Regions from separate parts of the Homo sapiens genome. Here region 1 is linked to region 2. A link is an interaction called in ENCODE POLR2A ChIA-PET data of the cell type or tissue named here. Cell type or tissue: MCF 10A. All regions are shown on one strand.

Region 1 (2,500 bases), 140 kb before region 2:
GTGTCAGAAGAGCCTTCTAGCAGTTGGAGCTGCCTGGGCACCAAAAGGGCTGCTTGAGAGGATGAGTCCCTGTCACTGTCAGTGCTCAGGCTGAGACCACATTAGCTGGGTCAGGTGCTAAGCTGGGAGTGCTGTGCTGGGAGGGAATTGCCTTCTGTTAGTTGTTCATTTCTTAGCTTGAATCATTTCCCACAGCATTTCAATAGCTAGGTAAATCAAGTCTCCCTAGTGGAATCTTAGATGATAGGTGAGGAGGGTGGTTTTGGGGCAGCGGATCCAGGCTACTGTTTCTGAAATCACTGCTCATGAGCAGCTCCCTATTCTTCTAGCTGAGGTCATCTCAGCTGACCATGCCCTGAGGGGTCGTAGCCAGAGTCCTGGTGAAAGTTGTCTGCTCCTCCACCCCTTCTTCTCTGCCCTCTTCTGATCAAGAGCATAGGCTGGGGGTGGCACACAGTGGGGGTGAGTAGGGGAGTGGAATCCTGGGTCAGAGGCTCTCACTTTTATTATAACAAGAAGTTCCAAGAGATACCAACTCATTCCCATTCGCACCATGCAGGGGCTCTAATTAAATTTTTCTTTTTTCTAATTTCCATGTGTCAGACAAAATTACAACAAATTTAGTTACAGATTGAATTGGCTTTTATTAGCAATTCATGAATCAGGGAACACCTCATTCTACAAAATAGAATGAATGTTCTGATGAGCTGAGCAGAGGAGATTGGCTTCATAGTATGAAAAGGGCTGAGGAAAGTAGAAACAAAGAACAAAAAGCAGATTGGTTGTTCCTGACTTACTTTCCTTATGAAGGTTAAAGCAAAGGGAACTTCTTCATGATGCCAGCTGAAACTGACCTGTTTGGGGATCTGGCTATTACCTCTCCCGATTTCTTGCAAGGACAGATAGGTAATTTAGTGTTGACTTGGTGGTGTGGAACTTCAACATGAGTAATTCCATTTTGGTTTGGTCTGTTGGGCCTACTGCAGGAGCTCAGGCCAAACCAATGGCCTCCTATAAATTTTATTTAACACGTGAAGGTAGTTCACATTCCCTACCCACATTGTTTACCTGTGGGCAAACAATGAATTAATGCTCTGTTGATTATTGGATCTGATGGAGATCAGAACTGTAATTTGCTTGGGAGCTTGGGTTTTCTTTTTTTCTGTTTTCTTCCACTTTCTAAAAGAAGCAGCTTCAGAGTGGGGAGGGAGACAAGAAGAAAGGAAGCCCATGTTTAGTGAACATCTGCTAAGTGCAGCAGGCTTCTTTGTCAGGGCTCTGGGGAAATCCTTACAACAATGTGAACAAGTCTTGTTACTCTCATCTTTACTGAGGGAGGCCAGTTGGAAGTAATGAGAGTGGAGCCCTGACATGCAGGGGGTGGGCAGCCTGGAGGAGGGATGTCTGGATGCCCAAGGGGAGCCGGGATCCTGCCAAGAGGCTGCAGGGCCGCTCTGGCCACAAGAGGGCACCCCACATTGCCATATCTGGGCTGAGGGTGGTGGAATGAAGACCACAAAGAGGCCTTCTAGGGAGTGACCGTCCTGTGTACCCATACACTGGTCCCTCTCTCCAGGTTTCTTTCTTTCTTTCTTTCTTTCTTTCTTTCTTTCTTTCTTTCTTTCTTTCTTTCTTTCTTTCTTTCTTTTTCTTTCTCTTTCTTTCTCTCTCTCTTCTCTCTTCTCTCCTCTCTCTGTCCTCTCTTCTGTCTTCTCTCCTCTCTCTCTCTCTCTCTCTCTCCTCTCTCCTCTCCTCTCTCTCTCTCTCTCTCTTTCTTTGAGACAGTATTTCGCTCTTGTTGCCCAGGCTGGAGGGCAATGGCGCGATCTCGGCTCACTGAAACCTCCACCTCCCGGGTTCAAGTGATTCTCCTGCCTTAGCCTCTCGAGTAGCTGGGATTACAGGCATGCGCCACCACGCCTGGTTAATTTTCTGCTTTTAGTAGAGACGGGGTTTCTCCATGTTGGTCAGGCTGGTCTCAAACTCCTGACCTCAGATGATCCACCGGCCTCGGCCTCCCAAAGTGCTGGGATTACAGACGTAAGCCACTGCACCCCAGCCTCTCCAGGTTTCTTGAAGAAGGTCGGCATGAGATTCCTCTGGCAACTAGAAACACAGCTGGCTTTCAGGCCCTGCAGAACGCATGTCTCTGTAACTCAGGGCTGTCTGTGTCAGAGGAGGAAGGATATTTGTTGTCGATTAGGGCGTGTGCAGTCTGTGCGTGCTGTGTTGGGAGTGACTGTATATAAGCGTGTGGGTGTAAGTGTGTGAGTTTCTCCAGGATTCTAGTGGAGTGTGGGAGGGGGTGGCGGGGAAGGGCCTGTTCCTGGTTCCAGAGAGCTGGAGCTGCTGCTAAAAGGAGGGAACCTGAAGCAAGATCCAGCTCAGTGCTCTTTCAGGTCTGGGGCTGAAACCTGTCTTGTTTCCCCATCAGAGGCAGTCCCAGGCCCGAAAGAGGAGAGATGGACCTTTGCCTTGCTGCTGGTGGTGGTGGGCAACT
Region 2 (2,500 bases):
CTGAGGCAGGAGAATGGTGTGAACCAGGAGGCAGAGCTTGCAGTGAGCCTAGATAGCGCCACTGCACTCCAGCCTGGGTGACAGAGCGAGACTCCATCTCAAAAAAAAAAAAAAAAAGTGATAACTGGTTCATCCCAACCATTTTTATCAGTTACCTTGCAGAAAACAAATTTAGTGTGTTGAAGGAAACCAAAATATTTCTCGCTAAAATACTGGGGATTTTAGTTTAAAAGCTTAAAACACATGGGCACACTGCCCTTCCTAACTCTGCCTTCATCCGCTCAGAAACAGCTCAGCGGTGCCAGAGGATCCAGGAGCAGACTTTACTCTTCCCATTAATTTACCTTCCCACATTTTCCTGCCTTTTGGAAGCCTAAAGATACTCTTCTTTGTTTCAGCACTTCGTAAGATTCATGGCTCTGGCCAAGTACGGTGGCTCACGCCTGTAATCCCAGCACTTTGGGAGGCCTAGGCAGGTGGATTGCTTGAGGCCAGGAGCTCGAAACCAGCCTGTCCAACATGGCACTACCCTGTCTCTACTAAAAATACAAAAATCAGCCGGGCGTGGTGGCACACGCCTGTAACCCCAGCTACTCGGGAGGCTGAGGCGCAATAATCGCTTGAACCCAGGAGGCGAGGTTGCAGTGAGCCGAGATCATGCCACTGCACTCCAGCCTGGGCGACAGAGCAAGACTCTGTCAAAAAAAAAAAAAAAAAAAATTCATGGTTCTTTGTTAAAATACTATTTAAACAAGGTCCCTAAGCCACTGCCTGGAGAGAGAAATACTTTTGAACTGAGGCCTCTCCCACTTGATGGGTACAGCATGTTAATAAACTTGTTTTTCTTTTGTTAATCTGACGCTTGTTTTCAAGTGTCTCAACTAAGAACCTAAAAAGGGTAAAAAAAGAAATGATGTTTTCTCTCCAACAGTGTGTTTTTATTTCTTTCATCTACCTGTCCAGTAATCATTTTAAAAAAGAAAATAGCATTAGTTACTGCCTGTGTGATGTGGCCCCTGCTTATCTGCACTCTCCCTCCTGTTTACTGTTCCAGCCACCTCAGCTTTTTCTCTGTTCCTCTAGCATGGCAAGCTTATTCCTGCCTCATGACTCTTTCGCATGGTGTTTTCAGATTTTCTCTGTAGCACTCTGCACGCATTGTCCACCTAAATTCTATTCATCCCTCAGGTAGCAGTTTAAATACTGTGTCCCCACAGAGGATTTCTCTAGCACTGCCTCCTCTCCCAGTGAAGCTAGTTCCTGTAATTATGGGCTCACATAAATCCCTGGGTTTTCTTTTTTGGCACTTATCACAAGCTGTAATTATACCATACGTTTTATTATTTGTCTTCCTCACCAGAGTTCCACAAGGGGCAGGAATGTGCCTGTTTTGTTTTCTGCTTCATCCCTTGTGTCTTGCACAGTAACTATAACTCAGAATTTGCGCAACAAATATTTGCTGAATGAAAGAACTTGCCCGTAGCGGCCCCTTGTTAGTGCCTAGAGTCAATTTCTTTACATGCTCGTAAAACATCTTTTGATAATCCATGCCAAAATGTTCTAGAGATCATTGAAAATTTTCCTACTAGTTTTCAGAATGTAATTTTTTTCCACCTGGGGAACTTTTTTTTTTTTTTTTTTTTTTTTTTTTTTTGAGATGGAGCCTCCACCGTGTCTCTACTAAAAATACAAAAAATCTCTCACTGAGTCTCACTCTGTCACCCAGGCTGGAGTGCAGTGTCAAGATCTTGGCTCACTGCAACCTCCACCTCCCAGATTGAAGCAATTCTCCTGCCTCAGCCTCCCAAGTAGCTGGGTCTACAGGTGCCAGCCACCAGGCCCGGCTAAGTTTTTGTATTATTAGTAGAGACGGGGTTTCACCATGTTGGCCAGGCTGGTCTCGAACTCCTGACCTCGTGATCCATCCGCCTTGGCCTCCCAAAGTGCTGGGATTACAGGTGTGAGCCACCGTGCCCAGCCTGAGAACATTTTTTAAAATAAAGTTTGATTATTGTATTGTATACATATATATATATATATATATATATATATATATATATATATATATATATATTTTTTTTTTTTTTTTTTTTTTTTTTTTTTTGAGATGGAGTCTTGCTTTTGCCACCGTCCAGGCTGGAGTACAGTGGCACGATCCCGGCTCATTGCAACCTCCACCTTCTTGGTTCAAGGGATTCTCCTGCCTCAGCCTCCCAAGTAGCTGTGATTTCAGGTCCCGCCACCACGCCCAGCTAATTTTCAAATTTTTAGTAGAGATGGGGTTTCACCATGTTGGTCAGGCTGGTCTCAAATTCCTGACCTCAGGTGATCCACCCAGCTCGGCCTCCCAAAATGCTAGGATTACAGGCGTGAGCCACCACACCCAGCCTATATGGATGTAATTTTAAGGTAATACCAAATATTTATAACAACAACAAAACCCTACTCTATTCCACAGTCTTACTCTCTAGATATGCAACTACTTAAGCTAAGCAGGTTT

The links. Peaks named below come from ENCODE experiments on the same cell type or tissue, not always from the same donor. Only the 100,000 strongest peaks of a DNase experiment are listed, where the experiment ranks them.
Region 1: POLR2A ChIA-PET joins it to region 2 with 8 read pairs; 7 of 35 experiments call an interaction of 5 or more read pairs at or near these places.

Annotation. Positions count from the first base shown.
Region 1 is chr1:112,879,666-112,882,165 of GRCh38, forward strand. It overlaps MIR11399 (microRNA 11399), which reads left to right and starts at 2,385; the gene lies at 2,385-2,464. RefSeq lists an enhancer at 1,181-2,101. In MCF 10A, a CTCF peak has its summit at 1,465 (motif pointing right); a DNase peak (open chromatin) is centred at 1,476.
Region 2 is chr1:113,020,539-113,023,038 of GRCh38, forward strand. All of the region lies in intron 2 of LRIG2-DT (LRIG2 divergent transcript), which reads right to left. Among named protein-coding and RNA genes, the nearest start is that of LRIG2-DT, 51 kb to the right of the region's middle. In MCF 10A, no CTCF peak of the experiment used is centred here; a DNase peak (open chromatin) is centred at 1,403.